2 separate regions of the Homo sapiens genome follow, and region 1 is linked to region 2. The links are chromatin loops, found by intact Hi-C in ENCODE. Cell type or tissue: dorsolateral prefrontal cortex. All regions are shown on one strand. Each heading gives the region's core, and the rest is flanking DNA. Links, peaks and the distances in the headings are about the cores only.

What was found. Hi-C counts contacts between places; a loop is a spot of excess contacts. Peaks named below come from ENCODE experiments on the same cell type or tissue, not always from the same donor. Only the 100,000 strongest peaks of a DNase experiment are listed, where the experiment ranks them.
Region 1: a loop joins it to region 2, with 37 times the contacts of the local background. A loop is called at or near these places in 12 of 110 quality-filtered maps.

What each region holds. Positions count from the first base shown.
Region 1 is chr2:96,058,027-96,070,142 of GRCh38, forward strand. No RefSeq gene overlaps it. Among named protein-coding and RNA genes, the nearest start is that of GPAT2, 29 kb to the left of the region's middle. RefSeq lists an enhancer at 1,233-2,143. In dorsolateral prefrontal cortex, for the core only: CTCF peaks have their summits at 5,573 (motif pointing right) and 5,779 (motif pointing left); DNase peaks (open chromatin) are centred at 4,095, 5,195, 5,585, 7,765 and 2 weaker places; H3K27ac peaks cover 3,024 bases.
Region 2 is chr2:97,688,958-97,701,073 of GRCh38, forward strand. It overlaps C2orf92 (chromosome 2 open reading frame 92), which reads left to right. Exons shown (of 8, transcript NM_001351368.2): 4 at 1-36; 5 at 1,299-1,370; 6 at 10,069-10,179. Among named protein-coding and RNA genes, the nearest start is that of ZAP70, 19 kb to the right of the region's middle. RefSeq lists enhancers at 1-201, 1,737-2,536. In dorsolateral prefrontal cortex, for the core only: CTCF peaks have their summits at 8,512 (motif pointing left), 8,712 and 11,369; DNase peaks (open chromatin) are centred at 8,494 and 11,374; H3K4me3 peaks cover 336 bases; H3K27ac peaks cover 411 bases.

The DNA.
Region 1 (12,116 bases), core at 2,037-10,036, 1.6 Mb before region 2:
GGCAGGGATCTTACTGACTAGCTTGGTGACTGCATCGAGGCTGATAGGCTGGGTTATGTAGGTAACAAGTAGCCCACTGTTTCAATGGATGAAAATAGCGAAGTTTATTTCTGACATATGCAGTATGACCACTGAGTCAGCAGGAGGGCTCTGGGCATCACAGTCACTGGGTGACCCAGTCTGACAGAGTTTCATCTCAACAGGAGTGTCCAGGATCTCAGAGACAGGAATAGAGAACATGCTGGCCCACACAAGGGCTCCTAAGGCTTCTGTCTGAAAGTGACATTCCACCCACTTCCACCCACATTTTGTTGGTAAGAGCAACTCACATGGCCATGCTTGAATTGAAGTGGATGGAGAAGTCAACTCCTACCATGGGCCTGGCATAAAGGAGACTTGAACATCTGTGAACAGCCCGGATGACTACCATAATGACACCTCACCAAGAGCCCCTGCCCACTCCATTTCACCTGGCCCATCGCTGCAGGACTTCCCACTGTGCAGGTGAATGCTGCCAGGGAAGGAGGGAGAGAGTCCATGGAGGGTTCAGTTTCTAGCTGTTGCTATCTGGCTCCTTTTCTGTGGCAATAAATAGGTAAACATTGTCATGGCAGAGATGTAGAAGTCCCGCAGGAGGCGCCCTGTGAATCCCAGAGAGTTGCCGAGCCCAGCCTCTGGGCCTCAGAGTCACAGGAGGGAAGATGTCTTCCCAGCTCAACCCTTCCCCTCCTCCAGCAGGAAAGTTGCACTTTTGAGAGTGAAGGCCGGGTGGGGGTGAGGTGGGAGTGTGGCACCTTTGGCATTTTCTGCCTGAACAAAACTGCGGCCCCTGTCTGCCTTGGTGGCTGTCCCTGGCTTTGCTTTCAGAGACATCACCTCTCTGGGTCATTTTGGAGGAAGATGTGCCTCGGGATCTGGGTTTCGAGCTCTGGCTCTGTCGCTAACGGGCTGGCTCTGTGACCTAGGCAGGTCAATGAACCCCTCCAGAGCCTCCGTTTCCTCATCTGTAAACTGGGTTATCATAATGTCTGCCTCCCTAGCGAGCTCTCTGGATTCTCGTGAGGACCGGCTGTTATGGGGGGCATCACGGCTCTTTGTCCAGGTGACACGTGGGAAATATGAGGGCTTATCTTTGTGCTGCTGTGGCCTTCTTGGGATTCTCCCTGAGGACTGGCCCTGCCCTGCCTTGCTCTTGCCCCTGGGAACGGCCCACCCTGTCTCCTGCCTCCCCACCCAGACGGGAAGCAGTCACTCTGCCAGCTCTCAAGGACTCATCTCTGAGGTTTTAGACAGAATAATTTCCTCTCCCTCTCACGCCTGCCTGTCCGGGAAAATCACACAACCCACGCAGGACCCCCCCTACGTGCACCCACATGCCCCACAGCCATTGTCTCCTGCACCAGCCAGCAGAAAAGCAGAGTGGGGCATGGGAGGAGGATGCGGAGGCTGCAGGAAGGGGGGGTGACACCCCCAACCCTGAGGGTCTCCTGGTGTCAGGCCAAGAGCTGACATGGACATGGGGAGACAGGAGCCAGGCTCCTTCCAGATCCTCCCACAACCTGGGTTTCAGCCACCCTCAGCCACCCTGCCAAGGCCGCAGGCGCTGCACAAGGCCACAGGCAAATGTCCGGCTGAGGACTGAGGTAGGGGCTGGATCCCACAGCCCATTGGTAACAGAGACTGGATGAGAACGCCCGAGTCCAGTGCTCTTTCTGCACTGCTTCCCAGAACTTCCTGCCACTAGGGACCTGCAGCCAGAAAAGACAGGGCAGGAGGTACAGAGAGAGCAGAGAGAGCCTGCTCCAAGGGAGAGCCTCGGGACACAGGGAGTCTCATTCCTCCCTCCCAGCACGGGCTACGCCCATGCCACTCAGGCCTGAGCCACAGGGCACTGCCTAGCCCTGCTTGGGCCGGGGCTCACCAGCCCTTACAGACAGCAGGCCCCGCCTCCAAGACACTACCCCATGGCAGGGGAAAGCCTTGGGGTCCCCATAAAATGCAGGCATCGCCAGACAGAGAATAGGTCTGTCCTATTCCCAGGATGGGAAGATTTACTTAGGGAGGGGCCACCCTGGATACCCTGCCCTCCAGTAGCAGCCAGGTTCCGGAAGATCCCATGAGGGGCCAGTGTGGACCCCTCCCCTTCAACCATCCAGGCCTGCAGGTCTGGGGCTAATGGTGGGGAAAGGGGGCTCCAGCAGCTGAGGAGGGGCAGAGCCAGTGGATGGAGGCAGAAGGCGGGCAAATCTCAGGCACATTTTCTGCAGTGATAAAGACCTTTTGCTCAGCAGCTAGCTTCCACGGCACTTCTCCCCCACATGACACCACGTCAGGGCCCACAGGAGAAAGTCCGGAGTAGGCTGAGGCACTGGGTCCCCTCCCTTCTCCCAAACACACCTGCCTACAGGGGGCACTGCCCCCTCTCAGAGACTGGGGGTGGAAGCTTAGCTGCAGGGGGCGGGATGGCTCCAGGAGAGGAGAGCCATCCAAGAGAAGGCCAGGGCTCTGGGAGAAGAGGGGGTCCTACTGCCCTCCCGGAACAGGGCTCCTGGCTCCGTGAAGCCATCTCCACAACTCCCACAGCTGCCTCCTCCTGCCCCTCCTCAAACTCCCACAGCCACCTCCAGCTCCTGCACCGTGAGGTCTGCTCCACGACCGCAGGAGCCAGACAGAGGCCGGGGTAGCCTCAGGCAGACAGACACTTTTGTGGGTGTTCACCCAGAGCTAGACCTCAGGGAAAACAGGGGTGGCCTGGGGGCTGAGAATTCGGCAGTCCCAGCACATCCAGGACCATAAATACGCCATGCCCTTTGACCCGCTAACCCCACTGTTTGGAATTCCTCCCAAAAACATAATTGCAAAGGGAAAAATAGCTATATGTGCACAGCTGTTTATAGCAACACTATTTATCATAGTAAACAAGTCAAGTCAGCCAAAATACTTTGCAAGTTGTGGGAGGGGGAACTGTGGGTCAATAAGGTGGGATATTTATTATACGTACAAGAAAAATGGTAAACTTGTAAAATTACTCATACAATAATGTTAACAGCAGTGAGAAGACAAACTTGCACATATCTGTTCAGGCAGCAGTCAATGACTGAGCACCCCGTCTGGGCTACACAGCTGCTCCAGGTGCCAGAGAGATCCCCATGAACAGGACCAAGTCCACGCCCTCGTGGAGGGAACATTCCAGAAGTGCACCATAGGGTCAAAGGTAAATTAAAACCACAGGCAAGTACTTCCCCAAGGCAGGGAGATGGACAGAACCGAGTGTTGTCCACTGCGGGGTCCATCCTTCCTGGGCTGGTGGGTCACCAGGGAGTGGCCCCACAGAGGTCTGCAGTCTCCTAAGGCAGGAGCCAGACCCAGGATCAAAGCGAGGGGCACCTGGCCAAGGGCAGTGGGTCCTGCCAGACCACAGGGTCTTCTCCCCACAGGAGGGAAATTTGTCAGGCTGCTTTTAGGAATCCCATGAACCTTTGGAGTTTGTGCATGAACCAGGGGAGGAGCAGTCCCCGAGACTATGAGCTGAGTTTTCTACTAACCTAACAAGCTAGGAAGGGTCACAACTGAGGGGCTGGGGATCCATCCTGCCTCCAGCATGGCCAGATCTGCAAGCAGGAGATGTCGTATGGTGGCCTGGGAGGTGAAGGGGTCTGAGTCAGAGGTAAAGGTGTAATCTGAAGGTGGACTGGCCCCCATCCTGCCGGCTCCCTGTGGTCCAGAGAGTTGGAGAAAGCCCCTTGGACCAGAGCCTTCCCACACTTGGTCCTGTGTCGGGTAGGAGATTTGCAGGAGGCCATTTCTGCTGTTCCAGAGCCCAGATGTACTTCCCTGGGGTGCTGGGAGCCAAGGCATGGAACTGCAGTCGCCTCCCAAGTTCAGGGCCCTGGGTGGAGCTGCTGGCTGCAGCCAGGGCCAGGGAGCAGAGATGCCCCTCTGCCACCCTGCCCCACCCCAGGCAATGAAGAAACTCCAAGCTCTGGGTCCGTGGGAGGCACCAGGCAAACAGAGGAGTCAGCAAGCTAAACATGCTATTAGCAGCGATGGAGAAGTGATGATTCTCTGCACAGCTGTCAGAAGCAGCTCCCCGCCGCCTGGCACCAGCACCTGGGGAGGGGCCTCCGCTCATCGGCCTTCACAGAGATGCCCCAGGCTGGGAAAGAAAGACCAGCAGGCCGGACATTCTGTGCCACCACTCCCTCGTCCTTAGCTGCAGGGATCTTGCCCTTCATCCAGAGACTGAGACCTGGAAGCGAGGCCCACCTCTGCACCTGCCCCCATAGCTGGGCCTTCGTTCCTCAAACTGTAAGCTGGGCATGAAAGTAATACCACCTTTTGTGGCAGAATTGTTGGGAGGGACCAGTGAGATATTTTGTCTGAAGCACCTTGCAAATGGTAAAGGGCTATGGGGTCACTGCTGTTACAATTCTTCTATCAAAAATCTAATCTTCAGGGCTTTCACTGTTTCATTCACACAGAATGAAATTGAGGCTCAAGAGGTTACACGATTTGACCAAGTCACACAACTGCAAACAAGTAGGTGTCAGTTTCCAGGATCGAAGCCAGGAGGAAGCTCAAAGAGCATCCAGCCCCCATGCTGTAAAAGGGATTCAAGGCCCAGAACCAGAAGGTGATTAGCCTTGCAGCAGGACAGAGGGCAGACAGCACCGAAGCCCAGCTCTGCTCACTCTGCTGGGAGCACTTCCCAGGCCACTGTGGATCTGGGCCTTGTCCTCAGCTTGGGGTGGCTGCAGGAGCATCCTGAGGAATGAACCCATGCCAGAGCACTGAAGATGCCCCCACCGCCCCCGCTGCAGACTCCTCACCCAGGTCTCTTCATCTCAAAGGGGCTGTCATAGAGGCCCAGGGCTGTGACCTGGAGGAACACACTCCACCTTCCTGACATCCAGCCCGTCTATCATTCTAATAGTGGAAAGGTGGGTTCCAGAGCCTGCTCAAGACACAGTGTGCAGAGCAGGGAAGGAGCCTGCCCAGGCACAAGGCAGGGGCCCCTCTCAAAGCCTCATGCGCTGCCTGGGGCCCTTGACAACCTGAGGCCTTCCAGGATGCTTTGAATTCAGTCTTCTTGGCCCTGCTGCTGCCCCACTTGACAGAAGAGAGATGGATGGGGAGGTGAGAGGCACTGCCCGCCTAACCACCCACCACCTGTCACTTCTGCCTTTTGAAATCACTTTCGTGGGCAGAGGCAGGGATGCTGATCACACCATGTGGGAGGGACTTGGAGGGTGGGGCGGTGACTCACAGGACAGTGGGGGATAGGAAGCAGCTCCAGAGCCTCCCTGGTAGTGAAAGGGAAGGGCGCTAGTGACTCAGGGACAGCTGGGGAGGGGTGCATGGGGAGGGAGCTCATTCCCCCCAGCTCTGTGCCCTGCATGCCTGGGGGGTGACCTCCTGTGGTGGGCCCCGATCTTGCCCCTGTGGGGCAGTCTTTGCCCTCAGCTTGCTTCCCAGCAGTAGCCAGGCACCCAGTAGCTGCATGGTGAGTGAATTCCAATCTTGCCCGCTGCCGGCCAGCTGTGCAGACCTTCGGCAGGCTGAGTGCTCCTCTGCCCTCACATCTAGGCCTGTAGATGGAAGCAGAGCCCGACTCATAGAGCCAATTGCCCATCCTGCAGCTGTGAATGTTGCAGCTTCCAGCAGGTTCTTGCTGCAGACTTACTGAGAGGACTGAGGGCTGTGGCAGGCCACCCCAGCCTGCTGGGCACCCCCTTCAGGATGGCCCCAACAAATAGTAAATAAATGCCCCACTCCCAGGCCTGCTTGCTTCCGGTGCTCCTTTCACCCCTGCCCTGCACTGAGCCCCCTGACTATGGCTCCCTGATTCGTTCTCAGCAACACCCGGTGTCCCCAGAACGCTACACACTGGGCCCTGGTGGGGCACAAGGGAAACAGCACATCTCAGACTGGGGTTTTCAAACCCAAAGAGAGTCTCCCACCTAGACAGAGGCAGAAGAGAGGCAGGCTCACGTGGTTGAACTGTGTCCCCTGTGCCCATAACACTCAGCCCATCCCCTACCACCTCCTCCCCGGCCACCTTCCCTGACATCGAGCCCATCCATCACCAAAGTCTCCCCAGAGCCCAACTACTGTCATCCCAAGCCCTGCCTCAGTCAGGCCACTGCCCCCTTCACTTTCTATCCAGGAGACCCAGCCAGCCAGTGAGCTCTGTCCTGAGATGGAAATGCGGCCACAGGAAGGAGAGCAGGAGGAGAGCAGGAGGAGAGCAGGGGCCCAGGCTTCTTCCCTTCCTCATTACCTGTCCATCCATTGGTTCATCTGTCTGTCCATCTATCCACCTATCTACCCATCCATTCATCCATCCATTCATCTGTCCATCCATCTATCCATCTACCATCCATCCATTCATCCATTCACTCACCTGTCTGTCCATCTATCCATCCATCCATCTACCCACCAATCCATCCATTCTTCTGTCTATCCATCCATGCATCTATCCACCCATTTACTCATTCCTCCATCCATTCATTCATCTGTCCATCCACCTATCTATCCATCCATCCAATGATCCATTCATTCACTCATCTGCCTGTCCATTTGTCTATCCATTCATCCATCTTTCCATCTACCATCCATCCATTCATCCATCCATGTATTTATATGTCTATCCATCTATGCATCCACCCACCTATCTATCCATTCCTCCATCCATTCATTCATCTGTCCATCCATCTATCCATCTACCATCCATTCATTCATCCATCCATCCATTCATCTGTCTACCCATCTATGCATCCACCCACCTATCTGTCCATTCCTCCATCCATTCATTCATCTATCCATCTATCTATCCATCTACCATCCATCCATCCATCTACCATCCATCCATCCATTCATTCATCTGTCTGTCCATCTATCCATCCATCCAAACATCTATCCATCCATCCATCCACCCATCTATCCATCCATCCATCCACCCATCTATCCATCCATTCATCCATCCATCCATCCATCCATCCATCCATCTATCCATTCATCTGTTCAACCATCCACACATCCATCCATCCATCTATTCATTCATCTCTTCATCCATCCACACATCCATCCATCTAATCTCAGAATGCTTAGTGATGTCACCCTGTGCACATGGGTCTCCTGGAACATCAGCTTTAAAGGGGGAAGGATTACTGCTAGGTTTGTTCCCTGTGGTATCCTAGTGCCTAAAAGCTGGCACAAAGTCAGTGTTGAATACATATTTGTTGAATGTCAAATGACTGAATGAATGAATAGATTCTTCACCTGGAGAAGGGAAGTAGAGCCCACCAGCCATCATCTTCAAGTCTGGATGACCCAGGCCGAATCCCAGGCCATCCAGAGGTTAGGCCTCAGGTCCAGGGAATGGCATGACTTGCCCAAGGCCACCTGGCAGGGTAAGAGCAGGGCCAGGTGTCCGGCCTGGGTATTCTTCGCCCAGATTAGTGTTTTCTGCACTAACTACTAAGAGCTTTCTGTGCTGGCAGTCCCTGGGAGCAGCAGCAGAAGCCTAGAGCCCAGGGGTGGATCCAGTGGCCAGAGTCAGGAGCTGAGACTGGGAGCCTCTGAGGAGCAAGAACCTGCCTGAGTGGGGTCTGGATATTCCCAGCAGGAGGAAGAGTGTGTGCTGTGTGGCAAAGCTGTCCCAGCTGCCCAGAGGAGCAGCAAGTGCTCTGCTGGCCTTGCAATCCCTGCCCCAGGGTGGGATGAGCAGGCTCTGGCCTGGAACACAGCAACCTGGCAGCCCTCCAAGCCCAGCCACCGCCCCTAGGCCTTTACGCCCCTCCACCTCTAGATCTGGGGGCCCCAGGAGTCAATGCCCACTTCAGCTCCAGCCAACATGGCCTGGGATCTGGTCTGATCTAGTCTCTGACCTCAGCTCTGCCCCTAGCTGGCTGCGTGGCCTTGGAAAGCTCACTTCTCCTCTCTGCCTCAGGCAAGCTCTGCTCTTCAGCCTCACTCAGGACTGCAGAAAAATGCATGTTCTTGGGCCTGTCACTAGAGATTCTGCTTCAGCATGTCTGCAGAGAACTCAGAAATAAGCAGTTTACAAATGCTGCCACTCAAGCATTTAAGGAGACAGGCTGAATGAGGGCAGAGAGCCCCATGGCTGAACCACCCCATGGCATCTGGCTCCGGGCAGGCCACCTGAACACTGCCCAGCCTCGGTCCTCTTACCTGCTCAATGAGGATGCCCAGGGAATCCTGTGGGTGTTGGCAGGTCCTGTGGGAGATGGTGTGGTAACAGCACTTGGCCATACCTTACAGGACTCCAAACGGTAAGGGGCTCAGGTCTATTGGGATCCATTTCGGCTGTGAGTAACAGCAGCTGAATACCATGGAAGTTGATTTCTCTCTCCTATCTGTCTGTGGGAAGCTCAGAGCACTTGCTGGCAAGGGAAGGGGTCTCAGAGGTGGAGGGAGCCCCCACCACACAGCCCCAGCCTCCCAGGCAGCATAGGGTGGGGGCAGGCGCATGCAGAAGTCCTGCTTTCTTCCCTCTGCTTGCACTTTTCAGCCATGTGTGGAGCCTCACGGGGCCTCAGCTGCCTCGTCGGTGAAGTGGGTGTAGTGATAGTGTCCACTCTAGGAGGTGGTCACTTTGAGGATTCGATGAGGTCATCTGTGCAGCACACCTGCTCAGGGCCTGCGCTTGGCACTCCACAGAGCACAAGGCCAGCTCTACTCCTCCAGGCTGCTGCAAAGTGCTGCCAGTGCAGGGGCCTCTCCCTGGGTACTCAGGAAAGGCCAGAATCCATGAGGCTGTTGCTCTGGCCCTGCTGCCTGCATCGCTGATCCATCCTCAGCCTGAACCTCAAGGGCTGCAGCTCAGACACAGCTCTGCTGCTGCTTCCTAGGAACAGAGTGAGGACTCAAAGGGAGGTGCTGGGAGCAACCAAGGACATCAGTGCCTCCTTCTCAACCAGACACCCTGGGCTCTGAGCCCTAATGGTTCTCCCTCCCACTGTGGCCTAAGTGTCTTCACATTCAAGGCTCTGGCAGTCATGAGGATTACATCTCAACATGAGATTTGGAGGGACCATCCAAACTATATCACACGGTAAGACATGATGCATGTTTATACACTTTATTGGACAATTTGTTTACTGACAGCCAAAAGCACCCTCACAAATACAAAGGCTCAGCACTGTCTGGGGAGTCTTTCCAGCCTCATTTTCCACCACTGCTCTTTGATGCCTCTCTGGGTGAACCGTGTGTTGCTTTCTCTTTGCTTTGGCTGCTAACTGCCAGGCCCCTCTAGTGTCCTCAAATTGGTGAACTCCTAGTCATCCTTCAAAGCCCAACTCAAATTTCCCCACCTCTGCAAAGGCTTCTGAGCTCCCCTAGGCAGAACTCAAAGCCCTGTCTTGCTGCCTTCAAATGTCTTCACTGTGGAATTTCTCACATCATTCTCCAGCCACTTGTCTGCTGGCCAGTCTGCTGCACTGTGAGCTCTTGGGTGCTGCAGCTCTTTCTCCATGATCTGTTATCCCCTAGCATTGCACCTGGTATGCTGCAGGTGCTGGTCAATGCTGCATATTGCATTACTGAAAATACTGCTTCCTCCAGGCCTCCTGTAACCCTTGGCTCTCCTGATGTTCTTGCCCAGCTGGGCAGGAAGGTGGTGCATCTCTCATGTCCCAGGAGAAACAAGCTCTCAGTGAGGACACAGTATGGGAATAGGCTCCTGCTGCACCACACTGTCCCTGCTCTCTTCAACCCAGGTGGGATCCCTGGCCCAGACAGGAAAAAGGACATCCAAGGTCACCAGGCTGCTTGGAGCAGAGTGGGGCCTCCAGAATTGGGTAGGAAACACTGGGTGTGTTTCAGAGCTGGCATGACAGCTGTCCAAATTGACAAAACAGTGCAGGAGGCAGGAGCTGTGGGAGTGGGGGGAGCTGTCAGGTGCTGAACAATGCCACCTGCCAGCCACTGAGGAGCAGAGGGGATGGGGGAATGGGGGGAGACGGAGGGGAGCTTGGCACCGGGAATGGGCCTGGGACGCCTCCCTCAAGAACCCTCCCCCCACAAGCCCATGTCCCTCAGCCTCAGGAACCAGAGGGGCCATGGGTGAGGGGGAAGGAGCAAGAGAGCTGAGTCAGAGCTCACCCTGGGCAAAGGTGTGGACTGCTGGCTCAGGGTCAACCAGGGCTCCTTTGGAAAGCAAACAACGACCAGGGATTAGAGGACTTTGGAGAATAGGATGGTGCTTTGTCTGTCTCGGGGGCCGGGAGCGGTGCCAGGAGCATCATGGATTGCTGGGGAGCTGGGCCAGGCTCCTGGGCTCCCACCCTGCTCCTCTGAGAGCGGACAGCAGGATTGAGTAAGTGCTGTGCCCTCTGAGCCTTCCTGGAGCCCCATGGAGCTGGGATCCAGGTGCCGAGCTACCCTGGCCACAGCACACAGATGCTGAGAAGTCAGTGAGGCCTTTTAGGAAGGCAAGCTGCAGGCAGGGGCTTGCCTTCCTAAGACCTGAGTTCCCAGGCAGGGTGTGCAGGGGAAAAAAGGCCACAGGCTGCAGCCAGGAGTTGCTTTGTTTTTCTTTATTATTGCAGTTTAGAGATTTTTTTTAATTGTACAAGAACATCTCTTTTTGTTAGAAAAAAAACCCTGAAGTATTACAGGCAGTGTTAATATGTCTCTTAACCACCTAACCCTCCCACAAAACAAATTTCTGTTTCTAGAGGTAACCACTTCAGCTACTACCATTTAATAAAAATAATACATGTCACCCTCCAAAAAAATACACTTCAAGCCATACCTAATGTCTAAGATAAAATGTTTCCCTTTCCCTAATAATCATGAACAATTTCTCGGGTACTCCTCTGGATCTTTTAAAATTCATAATCATATTCAGGCACCAGATAATTGTTGTTTTCTCATAAATAAGAATCGATACTTAATGATAGGAATAATAGGTCCTGCTCTGCATCCTCCCCACCTCCTGGGTTCCTGTGACGCCTCGGCTTCTCCTTGCACACCCAGAGAGACCCAGCCAGGGCCCCGCACTTTCTTCACCCTTTTCCCTGGGGGTGGACGCCCGTGGTCTTTCCTGTTATTTCCCAGGCAGCACAGGAGAAGCGCGCATACCCTCAGTCCTGGGTGCATGTAGGGTGACTGCCCCCGAGGTCGCCACTCAGCGGGTCCTGGGCAGCTTCCGCAGGGACTTGGCCTCTGCTTCCTCCACTGCAGCTGGGGGGTTGGACTGGATCTAGTCCATTCGAACCTCCCCAAGGATGGGCAGGGGGCACACCCCTCCCACTGTGCCTGTCCTAGCAGATGACCCGGACCCGGAATGTGGGAGCACCAGGGGTTTGCTCTGGGCCAAACACCCCTGGACACCCCTGCCCCTCTGCCCCCACCCCCTCTTTACTTCTTCTTTCCCTCCCAATACCACAAGTCCCCACACCATGGCAGAGACAGGAGCCTGTGTGGCCAGCAAGCCCAGCGAAGGGGGCTCAGGTGTCATCTCCACCCCCAGCAGAGGAGGGAGAACACCCCCAGCCAGCTTTGCAGCTCCCCCATTTCTCCCTCTCCCGCTGCTGCTACTGGTTCAAAAGATAAAATAAAAACCCTCTGCATCAACAAATAAAATAAAATCACAATAAAAAATTTATATTCCTGGGATGTAGGTCTTTCCAAACAGGAGCAGCTGCTGCCAGAGCTGAGTCTGTCAGAAGCAGGGCGGGGCTTTTTTTCTTACTAGGAGTTTCTTTTTTGTTCTTTTTTTCCCAAGGAGGCACGTCCAGTTAAAATACATTCCTGGAATGGGAGCTCCATGCGCTTTCCTGGTCATCAAAGCTGCCGTTTGTTAGCATGTTCTTTGCCTGTTATCTTGTTTGTTTGTGAGGATTGCTGGAGTTTCTTTTTTGAGATAGAGTTTTAGGCTGTTGCCCAGGCCAGAGTGCAGTGGCGCGATCTCACCTCACTGCAACCTCCACCTCCAAGGTTCAGGCAATTCTGCTGACTCAGCCTCCCAAGCAGCTGGGATTACAGGCGTCTGCCACCACACCCAGCTAATTTTTTGTTTTTAGTAGAGATGGGGTTGGATTGTTGGAGTTCCTGAGTGACAGGATGTTGCAGCAGAGGTGGTGAGTGGG
Region 2 (12,116 bases), core at 3,642-11,641:
CAGTCAGATCCATTACAAAGACAGACATGAGAAAAGGCAAGTGTATGTCATTAACATAATAAGTGCACACATTTCTATAGGCCTATGTGTTGTCTTAAATGTGCTATACTATCATACTAGCAGTCTTTAAACCAACTACTGGTGGGGCAAAGCCAAATTGAGATATGAAGGAAACAACTGTCTGAAATCCTCTCTATAACCTTCCACTCACTATGGAATCTGTGCTCCAAAGTGTGAATATCCCTGTATTTTGGGGTGATCCTTGATGTGCAGTGTTAGGCAGGTTCTGCCACCCTGGAGGCATTCAGAGGACAGAAACCTGATCTGCAAGTGGGGTTCCCCACTCCCGACAACAGGAGCCCCCAGCAGCATCCTAACTTTCAACCCAACACACGAATCCTTCTAAGTGCACAACGTGGTTTGAGAGAATTAGTGCAGTCATTAATACCCCATTCAGTGGATGATAAAACAAGACCAAAAAATGACTTACCTTAAGCACACCCATAGAAATGACACATGTGAAGAACACACTGTTTCCCCAAAGCAGCTTCATATTATGGGAAAAATTTAGCACTTTGGGAATTAAGATAGGTATTTGCTCACAGTAATAAGGATAGAATAGTGTATTGGAAATCTGCCAGCCGTGGGTACAAGTGCCCCAGGCAGGGAGGGGGAATGGGCACTGTGTTGGTATTCTGCAGACAGATGTTTGCACCCCAATTCCTGAGGGTAGTTTCCCTGAGGGTAGCCCAGGACAACTGCCTGGGCACCTCTGCAATCGGCAGTGAGGCGGCACCACTGTCTACATCAAGGCATTCACTTTCAAACACACATTTTGCTCACACAAGTTGAGTTCTATATTAGCATTTCAACTTAAAAATGGAAAACAAGCCAGGCGCGGTGGCTCACACCTGTAATCCCAGCACTTTGGGAGGCCGAGGTGGGCAGATCACTTGAGGTCAGGAGTTCGAGACCAGCCTGACCAACATGGCGAAACCCTGTCTCTACTAAAAATACAAAAAAATTAGCCAGCCATGGTGGCTCATGCCTGTAGTCCCAGCTACTTGGGAGGCTGAGACATGAGCATCACTTGGACCTGGGAGGCGGAGGTTGCCGTGAGCCGAGATCTTGCCACTGCACTCCAGCCTGGGTGACTGCGAGACTCTGTCTCAAAAGACAAAAAAAAACCACAAAAAAACCAAAAAATGGAATACAAAATATGGGCCCAAGGTGCTTGCAAATGTGTACTGATGAATACCCTTTTTCTTATTGTTTTTTATTCATGTGTCTTATCAAAGGAACCAGCATTGCTTGGAATTCTCCTAAACCAGAATATTTCCTTGGCAGTGTGGACAAAATTCCTGATAAAGGTAAATGCAAATGCATAAAATTGGAATTGGGGGTTGGTAAGTCATTGTTCTTTTTCCTCTTTTTTTTTTTTGAGACGGAGTCTCACTCTGTTGCCCAGGCTGGAGTACAGCGGTGCAGTCTCGGCTCACTGCAAACTCTGCCTCCCAGGTTCACGCCATTCTCCTGCCTCAGCCTCCCAAGTAGCTGTGACTATGGGGGCCCGCTACCACGCCTGGCTAATTTTTTGTATTTTTTAGTAGAGACAGGGTTTCACCGTGTTAGCCAGTATGGTCTCGATCTCCTGACCTCGTGATCCACCTGCCTTGGCCTCCCAAAGTGCTGGGATGACAGGTGTGAGCCACCGGGCCTGGCCCCTCCTTTTCCTTTTACCTGACCTGAGTTCAGAGCTGAGGGTCTGGCAGATGGTGCTCAGACTCTCTTGTAGAGAGTACAAGAGAGTACTTGTTTTTTTTTTTTTGTTTTTTTTTTTGAGACAGAGTCTCACTCTGTTGCCCAGGCTGGAGTACAGTGGCACCATCTCAGCTCACTGCAAACTCTGTCTCCTGGGTTCAAGCAGTTCTCTGCCTCAGCCTCCCAAGTAGCTGGGACTACAGACGCACACCACCACACCCAGCTAATTTTTGTATTTTTAGTAGAGACGGGGTTTCACCATGTTGGCCAGGCAGGTCTTGAACTCCTGACCTCGTGATCCGCCTGCCTCGGCCTCCCAAAGTGCTGGGATTACAGGTGTGAGCCACCGCACCTGGCCACAAGAGAGTACTTGTACTTGGCTGTACAACGTGTGTGCTTCACCCTGAATTATGAAGAGTTCCCTAATCAATGGTAAGGTTTAGGATACCCATGGTTTCCCCAAATCCCACCCTGTGCGAGTCTGCTTCTGTGATATGTACAGCATGGAGGAGCAGATCAGAATGTTTATTCTCTGCAGGCAGACGGATGCCAGCCAGGAGGGACAGAGAGCTAGCCGCAGACACCTGGTGCCTCCTCCCAAACTGACCTGGGCAGGTCCTTCCCCCGCTGGGGTGGTGGGGCTGGGCAGTGGCTGAGCACATTCCTGAGGTGCTGCCCCGGAGGAATTCTCCCCTCCTCCTCAGGAGTGTGGGAAAGCGCTGCCTCCAGCTAGGAGCAGAGGCTCATCTGAGCTATCTGATCATGCTGGAGGGAGATTGGCTCCACAGACAGGATGAGCAGCTAGAATCCATGAAGCATTTCTCCCCTAGAAAGACTTAAAAGATTTAAAAGAAAAAAACCAGGCCAAATAGGTCACTGTCCAAGCTGGTAAATATGTGGTCTTTCCTGGGTGCAGGATTATGAACCTGGCCAGGAGTTCCCGGGCCGCACCATGCATCAGCCGGAGGTCAGGGTGGGGAATGGGAAGAGCTTATTAAAAATCCTTATTCCTGGCTGGGTGATGTAGCTCCCCTGTAGTCAGGAGTTCAAGACCAGCTACTCAGGAGGCTGAGGCAGGAGAATCGCTTGAACCCAGGAGGCAGAGGTTGCAGCGAGCTGAGATCGCGCCACTGCACTCCAGCCTGGGCAACAAGAGCGAAACTCCGTGCTGGGATTACAGGCATGAGCCACCGCGCCTGAAAATAGTGTGTTTTAATGTCTTGTCGGACTAGTTCCCCTTTTGCAGTTTTTGTTTTTTCATTGTTTTCCTGGCTATTTTTGCATGTTTGTTTTTCCATGTGAACTTTAACATCAACTTGTCTAACTTCATCAAAAGGCTATGGTATTCTGATTGGCATTGCATCAAATTTATACTACAATATTCACTGTGGGAAAACAGATGTTAGGTCATCCTATGCTAGAAATGGGAATGCCTTTCCAGTTCTTCAAGTTTATTTTCACTGTGTGTTAAAGTTTTCCTTACATAGATTTTTACATGTATCTTCTTAAGTTTATTCCTAAGTCACTTAATTTTCTGTGTTGCTATTGTAAGAGAGGGGGTTTCTCTATCATTATACTCTCTACCTACTTAATGTTTGGGTATAGGAAGGCTTGATTTTTATATATTAATTTTATGTCCTATTGCCTTGTTCAATTCTACGTATACTGTTATAGAGATAGTTTTACTTCTTTTTTTTTTTTTTTTTTTTGAGATGGAGTCTCACACTGTTGCCCAGGCTGGAGTGCAGTGGCATGATCTCAGCTCACTGCAACCTCCTCCTCCCAGGTTCAAGTGATCCTCCTGCCTCAGCCTCCCAAGTAGCTGGGACTACAAGCACATGCCACCATGCCCAGTTAATTTTTGAATTTTTATTAGAGACAGGGTTTCACCATGTTGGCCAGGCTGGCCTCCAACTCCTGACCTCAGGTGATCTGCCCGCCTTGGCCTCCCAAAGTGCTGGGATTACAGGCATGAGCCACCATGCCCAGCCAGTTTTACATCTTTACCTATTGTTATGCCTCTACCTGATTTATTTATCATGTTTAATTGCATTGCTAATACCTCTAGGATAATCTTGAATGGTTGCTGGAGATACAGTGGGCATCCTGCTTTGTTCTTGCTCTTGGAGAAATGCCTCTTGAGTTTCCTGATTAAGAGTCTGGTTATAGGACTAATATGAATGAGAGATTATCTGTATATCTAGCCTTCCATCTACACACATACATGTAAATATGTATGCATACATATATTTATACTGAGAATGAGAATATATCTGTCCAAAAGATACTTTTTGGGTATTTTTTTCTGTTTCTGTGAGTTGTGTTACTTTAGATATCTCATGTAAGTTGAATCATACAGTATTTGTCTTTTTGTGGTTGGTTTAGTTCATGTAGTATAATGTTCTCAAGGTTAATGCATGTTGTAGCATATGACAGAATTTCCTTTCTTTTTAAGGCTGAATAATATTCTATTGTATATATATACCATCTTTTCTTTATCCATTTATCTGTTGTTGGACACTTGGGTTGCTCTCACATCTTGGCTATTGTAAATAATGCTGCAATGAATATAGGTATGCAAATATCTCCAAGATCCTGTTTTCAATTCTTTAGGATATGTATCCAGAAGTGGGATTGTGGGGTCATATGGTAAATCTATCTTTAATTTTTTGAGGAACCTCCATATTGTTTCCATAGCAGCTACACTGTTTTACAATCCCACCAATATGTGCAAGAGTTCCCATTTCTTCACATCCTTGTTAACATTTGTTATTACATATTTAAAAAATCAAGAATGGGTGCTGAATTTTTGGAACTAATCATATGATTCTTTTCCTTAAGTCTATTAAGATTATATATATGATAATAATGAATTTCCTAATATCAAACCAACCTTACATTCCTAGAATAAATTCTACTTGGTCATAGTGAGGCTTGGAGAGTCCAGTCACTGCTCAGGAATCTTGGGCCTGGGCCCAGCTTTTTCTCTGCTTCAGCACATCTGTGCTGTCACTCAGAGTGGCAGGGGATTGGAAGGAGCCTTGGGGTTCCTTTAGCCACCAAGAAAGCAGCAGGTCTTTGTATAGATATGTAGACTGAGCCATGATTTATAACTTTTAATTATTGATACATATGATAGGTGTTTCTCCATTTGTATTCTTTTTCAATTTTTAAAAATTATTATACAATACACATAATATGAAGTTTACCATCTTAACCATTTTTAAGGGCACAGTTCAGTGGTATTAAATACATTCATAATGTTGTGCAACCATCACCAGCATTCATCTCCAGAACTCTTTTCATCTTATAAAACCAAAACTCTATACTCATTAAATAATAACCATCCATTCCTCCATCTCAGCATCCCCTGGCAACCACCGTTCTACTTTCTGTATGATTTTGACTATAAATATCTCACGTAAGTGCAATCATACAGTATTTTGTTACTGACATTTCATTTTGCATAATGTCCTCAAGGTTCATCCATGTTGTGGCATATTTCAAAATGTCCTTTCTTTCTTTCTTTCTTTTTTTTTTTTTTGAGACAGAGCCTCACTCTATCGCCCAGGCTGCAGTGGCGCGATCTTGGCTCACTGCAACCTCCTCCTCCTGGGTTCATGCCATTCTCCTGTCTCAGTCTCCCCAGTAGCTGGGACTACAGGGACTACAGGCACCCGCCACCACGCCCGGCTAATTTTTTTTTTTTTTTTTTGTATTTTTAATAGAGATGGGGTTTCACTGTGTTAGCCAGGATGGTCTCGATCTCCTGACCTCATGATCCGCCCGCCTCGGCCTCCCAAAGTGCTGGGATTACAGGCGTGAACCACCATGCCCGGCCCAGAATGTCCTTTCTTTTCGAAGCGGAGTAATATTCCATTGTATGTATCTACCATGTTTTGTTTACTTACTTATCCCTTGATGGATATTTGGGTTGTTTCCACATTTTAGCCTTGTGAATAATCCTGTTATGAACGTGGATGTACAAATAATTCTTTGAGACCCTGCTTTCAGGTATTTTGGGTATATACTCAGAAGTGAGATTGCTGGATGATATGATTTTGGTTTTAATTTTCTGAGGAAACGCCATGCTGTTTCCCATCATGGCGGTACCATTTGCATTCCTACCAACAGCACACAAGGGTTCCAGTTTCTCCACATCCTCGCCAATTCCCTAATGATTAGTGATGTTGAGCATCTTTTCAAGTACTATTGGCCATTTGTATATCTTCTTTGGAAAAATATCTATTCAAGTTCTTTGCCCATTTTTGAATCAGTTGTTTGTATTTTTGTATATTGTTGGGTGTCAGGAGTTCTCTCTATAGTCTGAGTATCATTCCCTTATCAGATAAACAATTTGCAAATGTTTTTTCCCATCCTGGGTGGGGTACCTTTTTATTCTGTTGACACTGTCTTTTGATGCGCAAAATTTTAAAATTTGCATACAGTCCAATTTGTCTGTTTTTTCTTTGGTGGCCTGTGCCTTTGGTATCAAACCCAAGAAATAATTTCCAAATCCAATGTCATGAAGTTTCTGCTCTATGTTTTTCTCTAAACGTTTTTATAGTTTTAGGTATTACATTTAGGTCTTTGGTCCATTGTGAGTTAATTTTTGTTTATGGTGTTGGATAAGGCTCTAACTTTATTCTTTCGCATATGATATCCTGTTTTCCTAGTACCATTTGTTAACCTATTAAAATTCTTGTGCTGGTTTTTTGCAAATGTTAGGTGTGGTCTGCCCAGGAATGTATATTACAGTGCCAAGATACCTCAGCCCCTGAATAATGTATCTTCACCCTTGAATAAAAAATGCCCCTGAATAATTTACCTTCACCCCTGAATAATCATTGTTTAAGTAAAATTAAATGATATGCTTGAGGAATAGAAAGCCTACTATCTAGCTTGATCTTTTGATTTCTAAAACTGTTTCTTCAGTCAATTGCTTTAACATAATTTTACTTTCAAATCTTTATTTTTCCTTCAGGAGAAGCCAGGACAACATTTTTTCTTTTATTTTCTTTCTTTTCTTTTCTTTTCTTTTCTTTTTCTTTGAGATGGAATCTCACTCTGTCATCCAGGCTGGAGTGCGGTGGCGCAATCTTGGCTCATTGCAACCTCCACCTCCCAAATTCAAGCAATTCTCCTGTCTCAGCCTCCTGAGTAGCTGGGACTACAGGCACGCACCACCATGCCCGGCAGTCTTGCCTAGCAAGACAGGTTTAGCAGGGTAGTTCTGGCTCAGAGTCCCCCATGAGGTTGCAGTCAAGATTCTTCCAGATTCATTCTCTCACTCAAGACCTAACTACTGATCTGTCCTACCCAGTGGGAAGCACTGTGCTGGAAGCTAGAGAGCTCAGTGAGGCATTCTTGTCCTCCAAGAGCTCACAGCTCTTAGGAGAGTCAATCTAATCGGTAAATAACTATTAGATATAAACATGCTAACATTGAAGGTCTTTAAAAAGTGCTTACGTTGTAATCGCACGGAGTTCTGGGAGAACAAGAGGCTGATCTCCTTGATAGGGTTTTTCCAAGTAGGAAGAGTGAGGGAAGAAGAGGGCTGAGAAGAACTGTAGGCAGTGACAAAGCTCACGTCTGCCAGCTGAGGGGGCTGATCAGATCCATCTTCAGAGGGTGGGAGCTGCTCTCAGGCTACTCTGCAGGGACAGTAAATTCCAGACCACACTGTCTGCACCTCCTCCTTGGCAGTAGTGACCATTCAAAAAAAAAAGAAAAAAAGGCTGGGTGTGGTGGCTCACGCCTGTAATCCCAGCACTTGGGAGGCCGAGGCAGGTGGATCACCTGAGGTCAGGAGTTCGAGATTAGCCTGGCCAACATGGTGAAACCTCATCTCTACTAAAAATACAAATATTAGCTGGGTGTGCTGGCGTATCCCTGTAATCCCAGCTACTTGGGAGGCTGAGGCAGGAAAATTGCTTGAACCCAGGAGGTGGAGGTTGCGGTGAGCCGAGATGGGGCCACTACACTCCAGCCTGGGGGACAGAGACTCCGTCTCAAAAACAAAAAACAAAAAACAAAAAAACCAATGGTCGAAAACATCTCGATAGGAGGAGGAGTGGGGAAATGACCATTCTGGGAAGTGAAGTGTCTTTTAAAAGGTGTGCCCAGGTCTGTGGACAGCAGCTGTAGCTACTGATGATCATAGGTCCACTGAATGGAACATAGCATCAGTCCTAGCAATAACATGCTATTAACATGTAATCAAAGGCTCACGTCAATGTTAGAGTCTCCAAAACATAGAGAATCATGAAGATGAAAGACTTCAACTTTTTCTTGAGCACAAAGTCAGAGTTTCTTGGTTCTGCACTCCTTTAAGAAGGTTTTTACCAAGCCCAGCACATGCTTGATTGGCAGCTTGGGTTGAGCCTACACCATGGAAGGACGGGAGAATTGCTCTTGTAATGGGTGGCTGCTCCTGTCATAGTTAGTAGTTCTAAAGTTGGAAAGAAATCTGGAAATGAAACTGTGTTGGTCAAAAATTTGATAATTGTGCTTATTTTTTCCCACAAAAAAATAATCCAAGAAATGATCAAACACAAACCATCAAACATAAAAGACGCCTTCAGATTCTTCAAAGAACCTTAGGTAAATGAAAACTTACGTCCATACTGACGATAAGAATAGGCAGTGGCTCTTGCCTCTGGTAGAGAAAGAGAGTGAAAATGTGTTCCCGTGTCAGGTCTACCATTGCTGCAGCTCTGTGGAAGACCAAGCCAAGCGCGCCCCCTGGTGGATAACTCCATGCTCGCCAGGGCTTTCTGTCTGTGGCTATTAATCTGAGTCGGATTTGACATGTTGCATTTCAAAAGTCAAGTTAATTATCAGTCTTATTAAATTGGGAGTTTTCTCTCTTTTCTAAGCCAAGTTGAATAAGGAACAAATTTCTCTCTTTTTTCCAGGAATACCTAGAACTTCATGAGACTGTTATCAGACACCCACATGATGGTCTTAATCATATTGTGATAATTTTCTGTTATTTTATTTTATTGTTTAATTTTATTATTCTTTTGAGACAGGGTCTCGCTCTGTTACCTGGGCTGGAGTGCAGAGGTGTGATTATAGCTCTCTGCAGCCTTGATCTCCTGAGTTCAAGCCATCTGCCTACCTCAGCCTTTCTAGTAGCTGGGACTATAGGTGTGCGCCACCATGCCTGGCTAATTTTTTTTTTTTTATTTTTAGTAGAGATGAAGTCTTGCTATGTTGCCCAGGCTGGTCGCAAACTCTTATTGTGACAGTTCTCTATCTCTCTGTGAACAAGGCCAAGGAAGATTTACCAAACCCATCCAAAGCTGCCCCGCCCCCACTTCCAGCTCTTGGAGGTCTCCCATCTGGAGCTGGGGGCTCCAGCCTGCTTTGAAGTCTTCCGGGGTGTGAGATTCATTACTTCTCATCCTTTCCCATTCCCTCTTTGATAGCTCACCTTCTAAATGCTAAACAGTCCAAACAGATTTCCCTGGAGCGCCTACCCATTGGTTCTAGTTTGTTCCCCAGAGCTTCTCAAAACATCTCTCAGCCTCTTCCCAGGCCATCCTGCATCTGGCAAAGATAGGCAGGCCATGCTGGCCTCCCGATTTTCTCCAAGCTAAACTCAGGCCCTTTGACAGGTCCCATATGCAAACGAGTCAGGCACCAAAGGGCAGAGCTAGGATGCAAATATTTCTCATTTTCGACTGTCTTCTTTCTATTAAACTATTCTGCAATCCCTCTACTGATACCTGAATATTTCAGTGTGGTTAATTTTCCTATCTTGTCCTCGCAACTCAAGAAAATTTTTATAGTACTTCGTGTTTTAAAAATTATTTTCATGAACATTGTACAATCTGTGAAGTAGGTCTCATTATCTCTATTTTATGCAAGTGGAGAAGTAGGCTGGGGCTTAGAGAGGTTCTCTAAGTGTGGTCCTCTACCCACAGAAGCAGCGTCTTTCAGGATCTGTGAGACATACGCATTCCCAGGCCTACCCCAGACCTATGGAATCAGAAACTCTGGGGTGGGGCTTAGGAATCTGTGTTTTCATAAGCCCTCCCAGTGTGATTCAGATGCACGCTCGAGTGTAAGAAATGCTGCCTCAGCTATGGGTGGGTTGCCCAGGAATTTGTTAGATTTTTTAAAAAGTAAACAAAAACAATAAAACACCAAAACACTGAGGTTCTGTAGGACATTTAGACTTTTCCCCCAAGTCCTCCCTAACTCCTCACTTTGAGTCTAGAAGAAGCTACTTTTATCATAAACGCTGAACTAATCACATGCCATGGTTGTTTGTAGATGAACACATTTTATCTTTTGTAGATCACCTTTCAGAGGAGAAGAATTTTAAAGAATCCTGTCTGTTCGACAGGGATTTAAGAGAGCAGTTAACTACTATAGATAAAGAAACACTTCAAGGAGCAGCTAAACCAGGTGGGAATCTATATGGCCTATAAACTAAGTATGATGCTTAAATACGGACAACTTCTGAATGTGTCTTTTGCCTTTCATGGTATTTTAACTGACATCTTTAATTCACCCGCTAAAGTGAATTAAATCTGCAGTGAATACAACCTGCAGTTAAAATTTATGAATTAAACCAACTCCAGAGGCCGGGCACGGTGGCTCACGCCTGTAATCCCAGCACTTTAGGAGGTCAAGGTGGGCGGATCACCTGAGGCCAGGAGTTAGAGACTACCCTGGCCAACATGGTAAAACCCCGTCTCTACTAAAAATACAAAAGAAAAAATTAGCTGGGCATGGTGGCGGGTGCCTGTAATCGCAGCTACTCGGGAGGCTGAGGCAGTTCAAGAATCACTTGAACCCAGTAGGGGGAGGCTGCAGTGAGCTGAGATTGCACCATTGCACTCCAGCCTGGGCAACAAGAGCGAGACTCAATCTAAAAAAATAAATAAATAAATAAAAACCCAACTCCGGGAATTTCACCACTCTTCCAAAAAGATGCTACTTTTATATTGTTTCTATACAGCCAGGGCTTCACCCTCGCTCATCCCTGAGCCCAGACCTGTTTAGAGTGGGCAGAAGCTCACCCATGCTGGTACCAAGTGCAGTACACCCCTCCACACTGCCACTCCCTGTCAAAATTATACCTGGTTGTCACTTCCTAATGCTTAGAAATTAAATGCTGAATTATTCTAGCAGAGCCTTAGAGCTGCTGGATACGCTGCCTCTTGGCATAGCATAGCTGAAGGTAGGAGGCTGGACATGCCCTGTTTTCTCCCCATCACCCAAGAAGACCCTTGCTCAGCACTCTGCTGTCTACATAACCGGCTGCCCTGGGCAGCTCTCCACACGAAACCAGCCGATACCTGGGATCATACCTCCATGCCTGATTTCCCTGATGTCTTTTTCTTTTTTGGTCACATTATAAATGGGGTGACAGAAGCTCTAGGAGACACTAATGTCGGCTGAGATCTCCTTCCTTTGAGATCTAGCTAAGACTGCCGCGTTTTCCCCAGCCTGTGCTCAGTGGTATTCCGTCCACTCTCACAATTTCTGTAAGTCCTCAGAGGGGCTCAGGAGCTCAGGATCATCTGTGGCCTTGTGTTTGCCTCGTGCTGGTGCAGACATGAAATCTCCCAAACCTACACACACGAGGCAGATTGTGTATGCAGTACAACTTTCTGAGGCCAGGGGGCAGAGGAGGGGAAGCAGAGAAGAGGTTATATCACTGCCCTGTGAAAAGCTGCAGAGTGTTCGCCTCCATTGTTCTTAAAATCCTTTGCAGTAGGATTTCTCAACCTCCTCTAGTGCCCCTGCTTCCTCCTACCCATCTGAGCTCTCCTCTGTTCTTCTCTTTACCTCCTACAAATTGTCTGTGGAACTTTCTTTCTGGCTGCTTTGTTGCATGCCAGCCCGTATCCTCAGTGTCTCATCTCCACCCCCCAAAATCATCCCATCTTATCGCCAAATAGCAGATGAATGCATATGAATGCATTTCCCCAAACAGCCAGTTCCTTCCCAAGAGGACTTCTGGAACCAGTGGCTAAGATGCCAAGGTTTTTTGTTTTTTTTTTTGAGATGGAGTCTCACTCTTTTGCCCAGGCTGGAGTGCAGTGGTGCGATCTCAGCTCACGCTCACGGCAACCTCCGCCTCCCGGGTTCACGCCATTCTCCTGCCTCAGCCTCCCAAGTAGCTGGGACTACAGGCGCCCGCCACCACGCCCGGCTAATTTTTTTTGTATTTTTAGTAGAGACGGGGTTTCACCGTCTTAGCCAGGATGGTCTCGATCTCCTGACCTCGTGATCCGCCCGCCTCAGCCTCCCAAAGTGCTGGGATTACAGGCGTGAGCCACCGCGCCCGGCCGAGATGCCAAGGTTTCTATTCTGTTATGAATGGAATGAACAGG